Regions from separate parts of the Mus musculus genome. Here region 1 is linked to region 2. Evidence: chromatin loops called from intact Hi-C (ENCODE). Cell type or tissue: heart. All regions are shown on one strand. Links, peaks and the distances in the headings refer to the core of each region. The heading gives the core; the rest is flanking DNA.

What was found. A loop is a pair of places that touch in the nucleus more often than their neighbours do. Peaks named below come from ENCODE experiments on the same cell type or tissue, not always from the same donor. Only the 100,000 strongest peaks of a DNase experiment are listed, where the experiment ranks them.
Region 1: a loop joins it to region 2, with 2.2 times the contacts of the local background. A loop is called at or near these places in 15 of 42 quality-filtered maps.

What each region holds. Positions count from the first base shown.
Region 1 is chr13:48,527,084-48,535,168 of GRCm38, forward strand. No RefSeq gene overlaps it. Among named protein-coding and RNA genes, the nearest start is that of Mirlet7d, 5.0 kb to the right of the region's middle. In heart, for the core only: no CTCF peak of the experiment used is centred there; a DNase peak (open chromatin) is centred at 3,838.
Region 2 is chr13:48,803,843-48,811,927 of GRCm38, forward strand. It overlaps Phf2 (PHD finger protein 2), which reads right to left. Exons shown (of 22, transcript NM_011078.3): 18 at 3,763-4,034; 19 at 1,983-2,078; 20 at 1,389-1,498; 21 at 493-880. Among named protein-coding and RNA genes, the nearest start is that of Phf2, 63 kb to the right of the region's middle. In heart, for the core only: a CTCF peak has its summit at 3,734 (motif pointing left); DNase peaks (open chromatin) are centred at 4,019 and 5,498; H3K27ac peaks cover 902 bases.

The DNA.
Region 1 (8,085 bases), core at 2,099-6,098, 280 kb before region 2:
GAGAGAAGGGGGAAAGAAAGAGAAAAGGGGAAAGAGAGAGTGAAGGGGGAGAGGGAAGGGGGGAGAGAAGGGGAGAGAGAAAGGGGAAAGAGAAGAGGGAAAAAGAAGGGGGAAAAGGGGGGAAGGGGTAAGGGGAAAAGAGGAGGAAAGGGAGAAAAGAGGAGGAAAGGGAGAAAAAGAGGGGGAAAGGGCGAAAGGGGGGAAACAGGGGGAAAGGGGGGAAAAGGAAAGGGGGAAAGGGAAAAGGGGGAAGGGGGAGGGGGAAGGGGAAAGGAAAGGGAAAGGGGAGGGGAGAGGAGGGGAAGGGAAGGGAGAGGAGGGGAAGGGAGAAGAGGGGAGGGGAAGGGGAGGGGAGGGGAGGGGAGGGGAGGGGAGGGGAGGGGAGGGGAGGGAAGGGAAGTGGGGAGTAAGAGAGGGAGGGAGATAGGCACAGTGTAAGCAAAACAACTAATTAGTGTTTGCCAGAGATAGGAAGGGGAACGCTGAGAGTCACAGGGAATTTCTGAAAGTGATGGAAATGGTATGATTGTGGTGGTGGTTTCATAACTGTGTACATTTGGCAAAATTAATCAAACTGTACACTTACAAAATTTGTTGTATGCAGATTATATCTAAATAAAGCTGATTTTTTAAATTAAAAAAATTATTGATGCACCTATCCTTGGGCCCAACAAATCCATTTATGAAACTATTTTATGAGATGGAGAAAAAGATCAGTGGGTAAGAGCACTTGCTGCACAAATATGGGGACCTGAGTTCAAATCCACAGCATCTGGGTAAAATATCTGGATAGGGCTACACTTGCAGAGTATACCCTAGCAGAGACTGGGGGGCTTGCTGGCTAGCAACATAGTTCCGATTTCACTGAGAAACCAAGTTTTAAAGAAATAAGATGATCTGGACAGATGGCTCAGCAGTTGAGAGCACTGACTGCTCTTCCAAAGGTCCTGAGTTCAAATTCCAGCAACCACATGGTAGCTCACAACTATCTGTAATGAGATCTGATGCCCTCTTCTGGTGTGTGTCTGAAGACAGCTACAGTGTACTTAGATATAGTAATAAATAAATCTTTTTTAAAAAAAGAAAAGTAAGACAAAGAGTGATAGAATGGGACACTGAGCTTCTGTGGCCTCCATGAGCGAATTCACAGGCACATATACACACGTGTATGAGCGCGCACGCGCGCGCACGCACACATACACACACACACTACTATTGTACAAATAGATCTCCCCATGTAAAGACGACATTCCCTGGCTTCTCACAGCTCTGCTTGTGAGTCTTCACTAACAGGAAGCTCAGCAGTTAGGGATGGGCTGCAAGAGAGACTTGTCACATGGTGGTATTTATTAGCAAAAACAAAGAAATATTTTAGGTGATGAGCATGGGCTAGGTGAGGGTGTTTGTGGCCTCCCTGGAATGGGGTTCCCTGAGGGCATGCATATCTTTTGTCCTCTTAGCTAACGCCTCCTCATTCCTACAGCCTTCTCACTTGCAAGCTTCACAGCACTGCAGATACTTTTGTTCCTGAGGATTTGCACAAGAAGGAAGTTTCCCAGCGGGCTGAGGACCAGGCAGTTGCAGTGGCTCATGGATGCTATTTAACTAAATAACCACCAGATGGCAGCATGGCTCTGTTCTCTGAAAGTCCAATCTGCGACTACATCTGTCCAATGAGGAAGCCATTAGCCACATAAAGGGCCATTGAGCACTTGAAATGGGACTATTTCTAATTAAGGTTGTTTTCCACATAAAACGCACATGGTATTTTGAAAACCGAGTATTAAAAAGGAGCTTAATACGTCTAATTAGTGCTTAGTATTGATTATATGTGGAAATTAATGTTGTATATACGCAGTTAAAATTATTTTCACCTGCTTTCTTTGTACTCTTTACAAAAGTAAAAATGCAATTACCAGGAAATTTAATTTACACATGTGGCTCACATTATTATATTTCTAGTAGACAGTGTTTCACAAGACCTTTCATAAACCCTCACAGCAGTATCAGCATGGAGCCCAAAAGGCAATATTCCTTGTCTCTTTCAAAATGGCAGACTTGTGAATGTCATAGAACTCCTTCATGACCACAGCAGAGCCAGCCCAAAGGAGGAGGTCACACCAAGGCCCTCGAAAGCAACAGGAAGACTCTGGCTGTCTTGGCTATTCCTTCTTTCTGCTAGGTGCAAGAGGTGGCTCCTATGAGAAGCTGCCAGTGCCAGCTGCCATGGGCCTTCCCCTGTTTCTCTCACTGGTCCTCCAGTGTAATTACAGTGAGGATAGAGAACAGGATGAAGTGTCACACGCCTTTAATCCCAGCACTTGGGAGGCAAATGCAGTCAAATCTCTATGAGTTTGAAGCTAGCCCGGTCTACATAATGAGTTCAAGGACAACCAAAGCTACACCGTGAGACCCTGTCTTTGAAAATAAAAATAAAAAAGAAAGAAAGAAAAAAGTGAAAGAAGGAACCACCCATGAAGAGTAGGCTAGTACTAGAAGTCACATGACAACCTATGCATCTTGTTTCTTACTCTTTCTCTCACTGCCCTCCGCATTGAGATCTTACAGGAGTAAAAAAAAAAAAAAAGTTTCTCCAATTCCATAGGAGATTGGAACCAGTGGCCATATGCTCTATGTCTGATTGGCAAGAGGTTAGTGGTCCAGGGATAGGACATGAAGAACACTGAATGGACTAGCTCAAGGCCAGCTATGATCCAGATGAGCAAGCTCAAGGCTCCCAAAATAGATTTAAGAGCTACTAGGCAATACTGGTCCATGACAGATTGGCCAGATTTAAAGCATTTCAAGACTTCCTCTCCAGGAGAGCATGTGCTAAGTGTTGTTGCCCATTACCCTGACAAACTTTTCAACTTTCTGAGTATTTAACCCTAAAATATGTACATACATACATGTGTGTATGCATGTATAACATTTGTGTGTCTCATTTCTGTAAGACAAGATCTTACTATGTATGTCACCCAGACCAAGCTAGTCTCAAATTTAAAATTCTCCTGCCTCAGCCTCTCAAGAACTGGGATCATAGATGTATATTCATTTAGTTAGGTATTTTACATTAGATTGCACAGAAAAACAATGGACTCAACTCTTGCAGACAGGGGGCACAATGAATATATACATACATATATACTCTTTAGGGCTAAATATGTATGTTCTTGTATCTAATACTTCTATATAACATTGTATCTTAATACTTTGCTAATATGTACTCTTGTATCTTGTACTTCTACTTCAACTGAATTCTGAGCAAAATGGGCTTCTGAAAAAAGCACTCTGAAGTGGAAACTTAAGAGTTCTTTGGAAAGTCAGGTGGATGATGTTTTCCTGATGCAAGCACATGAAGGAACATGTCATTAATGTAGACACAGGTGTGACAGGCTAAGGCAGACTCCTGAAGGAAGTTTCCCTGAAGCAGACAAAGGAGAGAGGATATTCTGCTAAAGCAAGCACATGAAAGGGAAGAATTCTTTGCTAACTACACCCATGCATTGGTCCACCTTACATTGCATAGTTGAGCTGCATTTGTCAGGACTTCATTGAGAGAAACACACCAAAAAACTTCTGGTGGTGTGTTGCAGTTTCTTGCCACTTTCTGAAAGTGGGCTAATTGGCAGAGTGATGTCAGCTGAGACAACACAGGTGCTGAGGCAAAACCTGTGGAGGACACTCGATGTTTGGAGAGAGGATAAATAGGACTCCATGCAGCAGAGGCTGTGCTTGGCTTGCTTACAGAGCTAGCTGTGCAATGCTTGTGAGCCTAGTGTCTTCACTGATCATCACTTCCCTAAGAGAGGCACAGCCCAGAACTTCTCCTGGCTTCTCGCCATTGACTTGAGCCAAGGCTGAGGCCTAGCTGTCTCTGCTAGGTAGTGCCACAGCTGCTGAGTGTTTGCTATCCTGACTCTACCAAACTGGACTGCTGGTGTATCCATGAAGTGTTTGTGAGTGAACTGAGATGCTGCTGCTGCTACTAACCTGTAAACTAAACTGCCGATTTCCAGACAACACAGACAGAAGGTGCCCCAAAGAACCTTTCTAAACAGGTCCGCTTCCCTGCCCCCTCCTGTATCCTTTCTTTTCCACTACCTGGGGGGTGGGGGAGAGGGCTAAAAGGGAGGTTAAAGCATTTAAGAACCATCATTAAAAATAAGATTTTTGGGGCTAGAGAGATGGCTCAGTGGTTAAGAGCACTGACTGCTCTTCCAGAGGTCCTGAGTTCAATTCCCAGCAACCACATGGTGGCTCACAACCATCTGTAATGGGATCTGATGCCCTCTTCTGATGTGTGTCTGAAGACAGCTACAGTGTACCCATATAAATAAAAATAGAATTTGAAAACATTAAAGTTTCAGCACACTCCTTCCTAGAAGTGCCAGCTCTGAGGGCAACACAAACATGGGGACAACAGGAGTGGTATAAGCCCCATGTGTGATTTTTCAGATGTGTCACTGTGGGTAGGCTTTGAGTTTCAAAAGCTTACAGCATTCCCAGTTAACCGTATCTCATGGTGGTTGCCTCAAAGTGTCAGCTCTCAGCTAGGGCCCCAGCACCATGCCTGCCTGCTGCCATGATGGTCATGGACTCACCCTTTCTAAGTTGGTTCTTCTTGCTTGGTTACAGTGCTTTGTCACAACAGTAGAAAAGTAAATAAGGCCGACTACTTGTGTGTTCTTAATTTTATCACTGAAATTGTTTTACTATAAAGCATCCATGTTTCAATTAATTTTTAAAATATTTTTATTAGGTATTTTCCTCATTTACATTTCCAATGCTATCCCAAAAGTCCCCCATACCCTCCCCCCCCAATTAATTTCTATATATTTTGTAGGTATTGTACTTAGGACACTGAGTTGGGTTTCTTTTTCAGATAATTCAGTTAGCTAGCCTCTACCAAAGCTATCAATTTTTCTATACTGTCTACCCTTTAACATAATATTTGGGGGTGTCTATGTAAAACATCCTTGTCATCTTCCAATAGTAAGAATTTTACTTCCCCCTTTTTCAATTCAAACATTCTTTCTCTTGCTTCATTGTTCTGGCTAGGGTGTACAGCATTTTCAATAAAGGTGGTTAAAAAAGGACTCGTCCTGTTCTTGATCTTCAAAGAGAAAGCTAGCAGCTTGTCTCACTTGGAGCATTAACTAGAACCTTGTTGTATATGTAGTTATATCATTTGGGATCTTAACTATGAATGTTAAATTTTATCAAATACCATTTCTGCATGTACCAAAATAATCATATGGTTAATTTATGTGTTGTGCGGTACTTACTGATTTGGCTTGTTATTCCCTCCTTGAATCCGTGAACTCCTCTTCATGGTGAGAACCCATTTTAATGTGCTTTTGGATTTGGTTTTCTAGTTTTACTTAGTTTCTCATCCATCTTTATAAGCATACTGACCACTGACTTGTGTCTTTATATAGTTTTACTATATTGATAACACTGGCCCTGGATAATGAGTTTGGAAGAATACCTTCTTTTCCTCTTCATATACTTTTGAAAAGCATGAGTTGGTTTTTGTTCTCTTTTAAATGCTTAGTGGATTTCAACAATGAAGCTTTTCTATGGTGGGGGCCTCATTACTGATTCATCCAATTTCAGAAACTGTGTCCACTTCTTTCATCAGCTATGTAGAGGTGTTCACAATTATCTATATTTCTACAATGTCAGATGCAACATCTTTATTTCCCCTAAGTACTGTTGTCTCTCAGTCCTATCTTGCTGGTTTTTGCTTGTTAAAAATGTTATTTCTGCTTTAATCTTTTTTTTTCTTTTACTGACCTGAAGATCAGTTATATTTTCAGTTAAGTGTTAACAATGAGTTATTTTCATGATGTAGATACTGGTCACAATAAACTTTTAGTACTACTTGTTTTAGTATGTGGTTCCCATTTTCGTTTCATGAAATTAAAAAATTTTAATATCCTTGTATATTGGTTACAGTGTAAATTCTTTGATCTCTCCACACCACCCCCACCTTAAAATAGCCTTCAGTTTTTTCTGTTGACTGATGTCTATTTGTTTCTTTAATGAAGTACATTTCGTTGTTCATCTACTTCCCTTAAAAACTGGCCATTTCCTGATGATGCTTACTTTATTCCTTATCAAAGCATGATTCTACAAAGTCCTTGATGTGGGCATGCAAGTCCACATGTAAAAGATTAAGGCTTTTATTCTCATTTTAACAATGTTTTTGTGACATTTTATAAACAAAAAGGTTTTCTGGACATGTAATCACTTCTGCTGTCTTAGCACTAGCTGGTACCTTCAGTAGTTTACAGTAGTCTTGGTTTGATCTGTTAATTTCCCACTAGAAACCATCTTGAAGCTCCTGTTCCAATAAGCAGTTATGGAACCATTCAGAATTAGAATGACTGCAGGAAACCCAATTACTGAGCCTACTCACCTTTACCACTGATGTCCCTTCTCTGGGCCTTACGTGGAGGGGTTAGCTCCCAACTCAAAAGGCCTGTTTTCCCTCCAGACTAGTCCATCTTGTGTTGCTAGGGGTCTACAAGGAGGAACCAAACCAACCCACGGCCACCCACTCTACAATGTTCAGTCTGAGCCCAAAGGCCAGTCACCAACACAGCATGAATTCCAAAACTAATGCAAACATTAGTGCCTAGGCCTGTGGCATACTTACGCCTGAAAAATGACACGGCCAGACAGTGATATACGCCTTAACACAAAACCAACTGGACTTTGGGTTATTCTCTACACACTGTAAAATCTGGGGAGGCCTGTTGAGGACATAGGATGCTAAAATGAACTAAGGTCTGACCTGATTTAGCTCTTCTGAAGGTATTTTGTTGTGACTACTAATTTATGTTCTTATGGGGAGCAGTTTCTGGACACCTTGTTTCAGCTCTCTCCCCCACTTGCTCTTACTCCCATCTACCCTTTTCTTAGTGCACTGGTACTCAAACTTCCTTGCAGGCCTGATTATATTACTTTAAAAAGCACATCAGGAATCAATTTAAGGTGACCCAAATTTCCAAAGCATCAGGAACATCCGATGCTCATGATCATTGAGCTCGATCCTAGTCTGGCTGCCAAATCCCAAGATTGAGAAGTTTTGGGTGTCATCAGCCTCTCCCCACTGCAATGCTGTTGTGCCCATGCTCATAGAACCACCACCCAAGGGACCTATATTCTCTTATTTTTAGCTCAGCCAAAAAGCCTTTTCCTGAGAACCTGATCAGTGTCTTCACTATCCCCTCAGGGTTAACTTTCAGGATTCCCCTAATACACTGAATTTCCTCTGCAAGAAACTTAACTCTTATTGTAGGGTAATGCATTTCTCTCACACACATGACTTAAAATGATGGCCCATGTCTTAAAATTTAAGAATCTGGCAGAAGTAGGCAAGCAGTTTAGAGGCCAGCCTGGCTTCCATAGTGAGTTCCAAGACAGCCAAGGACATGAGACTGTCAGACTTAACAGCAAATGCTAGTTCTCTTTGTTTCCATCAAATTACTGACCAATCTAAACCCCTGTATCACAAGATAGCTATAATCACTAACACCAGTAGTGTATTTGTACAAGTTTCTCCTCCTGAAATACAAAACCTTCACAATTCCACCTCAATGGTCTCATATATGTATACCCTGAACTCCCAATTGTTTTAGTTTTGTCATTTTGATTACAAGGTATCAGGGTAGAGGGAACCTCAATGAGAAAAATTCTATCAGATTGGTCTGCAGGAAAGTGAGATATTAAACTGAGTTGGGAGGGCTTGGCATAGCCAACCTGTTTTAGGAGATACCACCCCTAGGCAACTGGTTCTGGGTTGTAAGGAAGCAGGCTGAGCAAACCATGGTAAGCAAGCCAGCAGTGTTCCACAGCCCCCTTTCGGGTCTTGCTTCTAGGTTCCTGCCCTAATCTTACCCAGTGGAGTAACATCAGCGATTTTAGCTAAAATAAATCCTTCCCTCCTCAGTCTTTATTGCAGCAATGGAAAGCAAAGACACCAACCTCCTTACCCAAAGTTTTCATAGGAGACATTACTATTAGTAAAGTTACCTGCTTCCCTCATTTGGTAAATGTTTGAACTATACTGAGGAA
Region 2 (8,085 bases), core at 2,038-6,037:
TCAGAGGTGTAGGGACCATGGTGGACTTGGTTCAGGATGGCATGGCTAAGAAGTGAAGCCCCACCCCAGCAACAAGGCCATCTCAAGTACCACCTGTGGGTAGCCACGCCGCTGAAACTTGACCAGGCTGGAGTATAGGTCGGCGGGATAAGGGAGGCCACAGGGGTTCCCCAGGGCCTGACTGTGTGACATTCTAACCCACAGAAGGGCTTAATCCACCAGCCTGGCTCAGATCACACCCTGCTTCACTTGTGGCAAATGCCTGAGCCAGAGCCCTGAGCTGAGAATCGGTCCTGTAATCAGTGAGCCCTATTCAGCCTATGTCTTTCACATGACTAAGCAGACCAGCAGCAAGCACTCATAGGAAGGGCAGGGGCCATGCAGATGCACGGACATAACTGTCTCAGACGTCCAGCCCCTGATGACCTGAGACCAGAATCCTCTTTGCAGTGTGCTCTCTAAGGGCAGGGGCAAACGGGGCAAAAGCGGTACCTTTGGCAGCAGTGTTGTTGGGGGATGATGCAGAAGGCCGCCTCTGTGTGAGAAAGACTCCAGGGGCCATGGGCTGGGAGGCACGGCCAGCCTGGGACCCCGAGAATGTGCCGGCTGCTGTATATTCGTGGTCAGCCAGGCTACTGCTGTGTGATTCAGGTGGGGGCTCAGGTGAGCTGCCCTCCTGTGAGGCCTGGCTGCTGGCTGTGCTGGTGGAGGCCGGGGTGGTGGATGCTGGGGTGGTGGAGGCCGGGGTGGTGGATGCTGGGGTGGTGGAGGCCGAGGTGGTACCCGTGGAGGCGGAGGCAGAGGTGGAGATGGAGGGGGAGGCAGTGTTAGGAGCCGGCTTCCTTTTGGTGTTCTTCTTCTTCCTGTTTTTCTGCTCCTCCTAAGAACAAAGTATGGAGGGGTGCGGCCCATCAGCTGCCCCAGGTACATCAGAGTCTGGCACAGACAGCTCTGTCCCAACCCAGATGCAGGCTTTAAGGGGGCTCAGACCTCTACCAGGTAGGAAGCAGGGAGGGGAGGGGAGGGGAGGGGAGGGGAGGAGAGGGGAGGGGAGGGGAGGGGAGGGGAGGGGAGGGGAGGGGAGGGGAGGAGCTGATGAGGTGAAGACAAGTCAGAGCTTCTTTCTGCCTATGGGAATCACTTAAAAGTGCCTGAACTTTTGGGAATGGGAGCAGTCCCCAGAGGCATTTAACGAGGGCATCCTGGGTACCATGTGAGGGAGAGGTGCCTATCTGGGGTAAGGGTCATGGGCTCCCCTACACCTGCTTAGGAACTTGGAGCCACTCTCCTGCCTAGCAGGAGACACAGAGATGGCTGAGGTGTCTAGAGGTCAGCCTAAGCTCACATAGTGGAGACTTCCTCTTGCACGAACCCTTCCTTCTCCTCACCTGCTGGGACAGCTTGGCTGCAGCAGCTGCCAGCCCCGTCTCAATGGAGGCCACTCTGGTCCCCTCACGCACAGGCCTGTCTTGTCTTGGCACCGATGGACCGACCCTGGCTGTGGAAGAGACCAGGAAAAGGCCAATGAATCAGCTCTGTAAGTGGTGACCCAATCATCCCAGACCATCTCTGAGTCTGCGGGTACCATGAGCATCTAACTCTCTGGATGGGAAGTCACACCACATCTGCTCTCCCCAGGATGGTGCCACACTGGAGTATCTGTGCGGCGGTATGGGAGGTCCAGCAAACTGGGCGAGGGAAGCCAGGTAGGCGGGGGAACTTGAAAGGTGGACAGACCTGATCCCATTCACTACCCCTTCCTGTTTTGGGTGCCATTCCTAGATCTTCTTACAGAGGACAGCAGAGAAGAGGGGCCTCACATGACAAAGTTCTAGAGAGAGGGTCTAGGCTCAGGGATCCCAAAACGCCAAGCAGAGCCACAGCCAGGGCCCTGTGGGGAGCCGACCCATCTTCCCAGGAAATGCCTAGAGCCATACCTATGTCCTCAATGGCCACATATCAGGCCCCCAGCCCCGCTCTACCTGTGGGGCTGTACGGAGCATCGTCTGAGCCTTTCCTCTTCTTTGACCGGGACTTGAAGACGGGGTTATCTTCGTCAGACTCCAGTGAGGGGTAAACTGAGGAGATCAGCAATAGGAGATCAGCCCCTGAGTGGTCGAGTGCAGCCGGGCCTGAGGAGGGCCCTGGGTGGGGCTGCGGTGGCCCAGTGACCTTTCCCAGTGGTGGCCCCAGATCTGTCCTTAGGTTCTCAGACCTGCTGTGCAGTTGAAGCTGCCGTAGCAAGAGTGTCCACTTGAGGCAGGACAGTGGCCTCACAGGCTGCCACCCACCCCCACCCCAGGCTAGCTTCAGGAGCCTGTGAGATGCAGTCCTTCTGGAGGCTGCTGCTGCAGCAGCGAGTGAGAGACTGAGGGGACCAGTCTGATTCCACTCTATCTGAAGTCCCAAGACCCTCCCAAGCAGACTGGGAGGAGGTGTCTGCCCAGCAGCCTGCATGGCCACTACGGAGCTTCCCGGGCTCAGGACTCCCCAGCGACTCCTACACTGTGGGTCTTGCTTCCCTTGATTGGCAAGGCCAACTGAGAAACCTCCAAGACTGGTGATTCTGTGGGTAGCAGCAGGACCTGGCACCTTACACCCCCACAGAGTGGAAACAGGATTCCAGCTGTCTATTTAAGCAGAGCACACTCACCAAGGGGCGCAGATCTGTTCAACCTGGGCAGGACACAGCCCCCTCTCAGAATATCTCCTTCACAGTGGACAGCAGTAAACCTCTGGCTATCAGGAAGGCCCTGGACTAAACCGGAGTCAACCCCAAGCACTATGAGCCTAGACTGGCACCTTTGACACAAGTTGGAATGTCTCCTGACATGGGGTGTGAGAAATCAGGTACCTGCGTCAGGCAGGCCCTGCTGGAAGGAGGCATGGTGCCTGTACCCGTTACAGAAGGCCAGAGCCTTGTTGGTTTCTGATCTCACATATGACCGCAGGATCATCCGTGGGGCTTGGTTTTTCCATCTTACAGATAGGATGGGAGCAGTGACACCCCCCCCCCCGCCCCCAAGGCTCTGTCACTGATAAACGTTCAGCTGCATGGACATCTGTCAGGTCAGCCCTTGGAGAGCTAAATCCACCTGTGACCCAGCAGGATCCAGCGGAAGCACAGCCCAGGAACGAGAGCAGGTCCCTAGAGGATCTGTGCATGCGTGTTTACAGCAGCCAACACAAGAGCCCAGGAGCCCAGGAATGACATATGCATGGACTTCCTATACAGAGGAAAGAATATTACTAAGCCTGAGAAAGGAAGGAAATCCTGTCATGTGCCACAGCATGCACGGGCCCTCAAAAAGTCACATTATACGATCCATTTAGATGGTGTGTCCAAAATAGATCCACGGAGACCTGAAGTACGTGACAAGTGGCCAAAGCTAGGGAAGGACAAACTGTGGATGGGGACAAAGTTTCCTTATAAGAAAGATATTCTCAAATGGAGCATGGTGGTAGTTACCCAGGCCACAAAATGACAGGCTTCCAGAGGATACTGTTGTATTTTGTTTTGTTTAAGATAAGGTCTCACTGTATAGCCCTGGAACTCACTACGTGGACCAGGCTGGCCCAGAGCGCAGAATAGAGAATCACCTTGCCTGTGCCTCCAGAGTGCTGGAATTGAAAGTGTGAACCACCACACCCCAGCCCAAGATGGATTTTACAGTCCTGACTGTAGCTCCTGGGCCTCTTTGGCATGTTCCTAGTCAGTGCTGCCCCCTACAGGCAGCAGCCCTGCCCTGCAGCCACACTCACCATAGTCTGAGTCCTTGAAGCAGGCATCCAGGTGATCCTGCTCCTCGTAGTCCTCCAGATCCACACTGTTCTTGGCAGTCCTCTTCAGCAGGCGCTTGCCTGTGCCTTTGTTGCCACCACCAATCTTCCGGGCACCATGGGCTGCCAGTGAGCCACCCTTGGCCTGCCCCGTGCCCCATGTGGTCTGCAGGCAAGAGTCAGAGGCCTGCAGATTGGCCATGGAGAGCATTCCCTGAATGGCTTCCTGTGTGCTGGGGGAGGCAGGGGGCTGGCTGGGGACAGAGAGAAACAACAAGCATTCAGCCATGGCCCTTGGCTCACAGCCAGGACACTTGGACCACAGACTAGAGCCCACAGCCCACAGTTTGCAGTCCAAGGTGCTGTAACTGCAGCCCAAAGCCCTTGGCTGTATACTCGCTGGCCCAGGCAGCCAGCGGCTAACAGAATGATATGGGCTGGAAACTTAACAGTGGAGAAGGTCTGGCAGGCCCCTCTGTACACCCAGTCACACTCCAGGGAGGGAATGAGGCCTTGGGTGGAATAAGGACACACACCAGAAGGCAGATGGGATAAAATCTTGCACCACAATGCAACAGTTCTCACATCTTTTGAGTTGGCCTGAGGTCCAGCTGCCAGCTCTCTATGCTCTTCCATAGCCTGACCTCAGTCCTGGCAAGGAACATTCCTTCTCCGCAGTCCTACACTGAGAACGAGGAGTCCCCACATCTCTCCCATGACACACTCTTCCAAGGTGATGCACGTCCAAGTATGAATCCAGACCCTCATCTACACCTTCCATCGACACCCACACGCTCACCAAGCCCACACCTATACCTGTGCCCTGGTCTCACCTCTACCTGCACACACACACACACACACACTCACCTACATCTGTACTCACTCTCATCTGTATTTACACCCCCACATCTACATGTGCATACACCTCCATCTACACATGCACCTACACCCTCATCTACACCTACAACCCATCCACGCCTACACCCCTATCTATACCTATACCCCCATTTATACCTACACCACATCTATACCTACACCTATACCCTCACCTACACCTATACCCTTATGCCTACACCTTCATCTACAGCTGTGCCTGCACCCACAGCTCTGTGTACACCTGCACATACCCTCATGTACACTTGTACTCAGCCCTGCACCCTCACCATGTACACCTGTACACACACACACACACACACACACACACACACACACACACACACACAATCTCTATCTGTATCTACACATCTCTTGGTTAGGCACAGCCATGCCTCAGCTTAGCCAGGTTTCCCTCTCTGGGTCCCTCCATGAAGGACTGACCACAGGGCTCCATCTGTAATCCTCTGCCAAGTCCTGTCCTGGCTGCCATGCCCTTTCTGCACTTTCCTAGCAATGCCCCTGTCTACTGCCCCACGCCCTCATCTCCCCCAGGGTACACTGGTGCCCTGCCTTCCAGAAAGAGCATCCCAAACTGGGATTAGGGAGCAGTGCTCATCATCATTCCACAGGCCTGAGGCCTGGATGCTGTTAGACTGTAAAGAACCCAGGGGTTGGGTCTTGAGCAGCTTCCTGGTGGTCTCCACAGTCTCCACCAGGCTCTCAGACAGGATCCGGCTCTGACTTCTCGGGGCCCTGTGCTGGCCCAGCCCACTCACCTCCTCCAGCCTAGGCTTCCCAGCTGTCTGGGCAAGAACCACCTGGACAGCTTTAAAAACACCCACACCTAGGCCCTGTCAGGAGAGTCTGAGTTGGGGAGTGGCACAGGATCCCAATGGCTGCACAACGCCCAGGTAGAGAGCCGACCATGAAGACCTGACCCTGTGGGAGCTCCCTCTGGGGATTTTTCTGGTACTCACTCTAACTCAGATGAGCCCCGCCTAGAAAAGAAAACACTACTAGTACCAGAGACACCTGCTACATGAGCCACTTAGGTGGTCATGGTCTAGAGGCACACTGTCTCCTCCCTGTACTCCATGGTACCTCTTCTCCTGAGACCCCTTTACTTTCCAGCGTTTCCCTTGTTCTATCCTGGATACCTGCAAACTACAACCAAATACCTGGAGCACTTCTAGGAAGACCTTTGCAGGAGAAAGCGTCAGAGCCTCTGAAAAGAAGCTGTGTTAGGAGATAATCTCATGGCAAGCTCAGGACCAGAATCACGGTGATGAACAGCAGTGGCAGCACATGGCATTGCAGCCAGAGATCTCCCTCCAGCACAGTATCCTCGCCAGCACAGTACCCACTCCAGCACAGTATCCTCCACTAACATAGTATCACCTTCCAGCAGTATCCTTTCCAGCACAGTACCCCCTCCAGCACAGTACCCTTTCCCGCACAGTACCCCTCCAGCATAGTACCCCCTCCAGCATAGTACCCCCTCCAGCACAGTATCCTCCACTAACATAGTATCACCTTCCAGCAGTATCCTTTCCAGCACAGTACTCCCTTCAGCACAGTACCCCCTCCAGCACAGTACCCTTTCCCGCACAGTACCCCTCCAGCATAGTACCCCCTCCAGCACAGTACTCCCTCTAGCACAGTAGCCCCTCTAGTACAGTATCCCTCTCCAGCACAGTACCCCCTCCAGCACAGTATCCTCCCTCCCCCATGTCTCCTTCCTTGCTCAAGATGGCCCATATGTGAGACAGTGCTGCTGGGCGACCTCCTTATGTACAGGCTGAAGGAGACCCTGGTAGAAGCTCTAACAGGGACCTAGGAAAGCTACTGATCAGAAAATGAGGGTTCTAGAGAAGACGCTGGTGGGGTGGGGCAGAGTCAGAGAGATGGAACAGCCCCACTGAGATTGGATAGGCAAGCTTGGACAAAAGCCATCTCCTAGGCCAATGCTCCATGGACCGAGAGACATTTCCTGAACCCGAGGAGAGGGAAGCCAATGGCTCCACAGCCCCCTCTGAAGGCTGCCTCCCAGGCCAAAGCCATAATGGCAGGCCAAGTCACACATCCCTGAGTTCTGCAGAGAGTTATGTTGGAGCCTCCCTCGTTAGCCTGCCCTGCCCTGTGCACAATACAGGGCTGTGTCTCACAGGACAACAGCTGTCCTGGCACTGTCCAGCTGCGCTAGTCTGGGGACTTCACTGAGCATGGGCAGGAACAAATACCTTCAAGGTGCAATGCTCTATCCTGTCCTCAATCCAGGCCACAGGGACATGCCAAGACATGCACCGCCAGGGTCCTAAACCCTGAGGCTGGACCCCCATGAGAACCCACATGGACATGAACTTCCCACTCACGCCATCTGGGTGACCCCAGACCCAGCTGGCCCGGCTATCTACAAGGTTGCCGGAGAATCAGTGAACAAAGTTTAACTAGTCAGCATGGAAAATAATACTTTAATCCTCCAATTACCATACCTAAATCCCCTCCTTTTCCCATGGCGGTAAACACCAAGCAAAACCAGCCACAGGAAATTAACATATTTTCCTCCGTTTTCCTCAGCTGTTTTTTTCCAAACAGTCAGTACTTAAAACAGTGCAAATGGACCATCAAACACTGACCTGTGCTCCAACCGGGAGACTTTGGAAGAGGAACTGCCTGCGGCGGGCTGCGGGAGCTGGCTGGCCTCTGAGGCACGTGTGTGGACACATGTGGGGTCTGCAAAGCACTCTCCCCAGACTTGGGGCACGGGGCCACAGCAGCTCTGGTTTCTCATTAGCAGACAGCCCCCTCTGGCCTCATGAATAAGGACTCAAATACCCCCATCTGTGTTCTGTCTCCACGCCACCCAGAGTTCTCCCTCCACAGCACCCAGAACTGGGCACCAAGGTGAGGGCCTAGGCTCTTGGTCCTGTCTGCCCTCATCCTGGGTGGTACTAGGCTCACCCTAGGTTCCAACTTCCCAGGCCTTTCCATTGAGGTCATGGGAGATCCAGGGTACTAAGGATCTCTGAGACTCTGAGGTCAGCCATTGAAGTATTAGCTAGCACATATATTCTCCTGGAAGTCAGGCATTCCCACCACCAGAGACTGTGTGACACCCTGCACAGCATCACAGACTTGAGTGGAGGTGCTCCTATGAGAAGAAGCCACAGCCAGGCTTCCCCCATGTGTTCACCAAAACTCTCACTCTATCATGCCAGGCTAAGCCAGGACTCTGAGCCCAGAACCATGCACACCCCTCCCACCATGCCTGAGGCTGGGTGGCTGTGAACATGATATTGCATTCAAAACAGTAATCTATGAAATGAAATATGGCCAACTAATTCAGCAAAAGCTTGTTTCAATCAAGCCCTTAATCTGCCTTCCCAGAATCTCCCGTCATCTACGAGGAGGCCTGACCTAGGCCTCCAC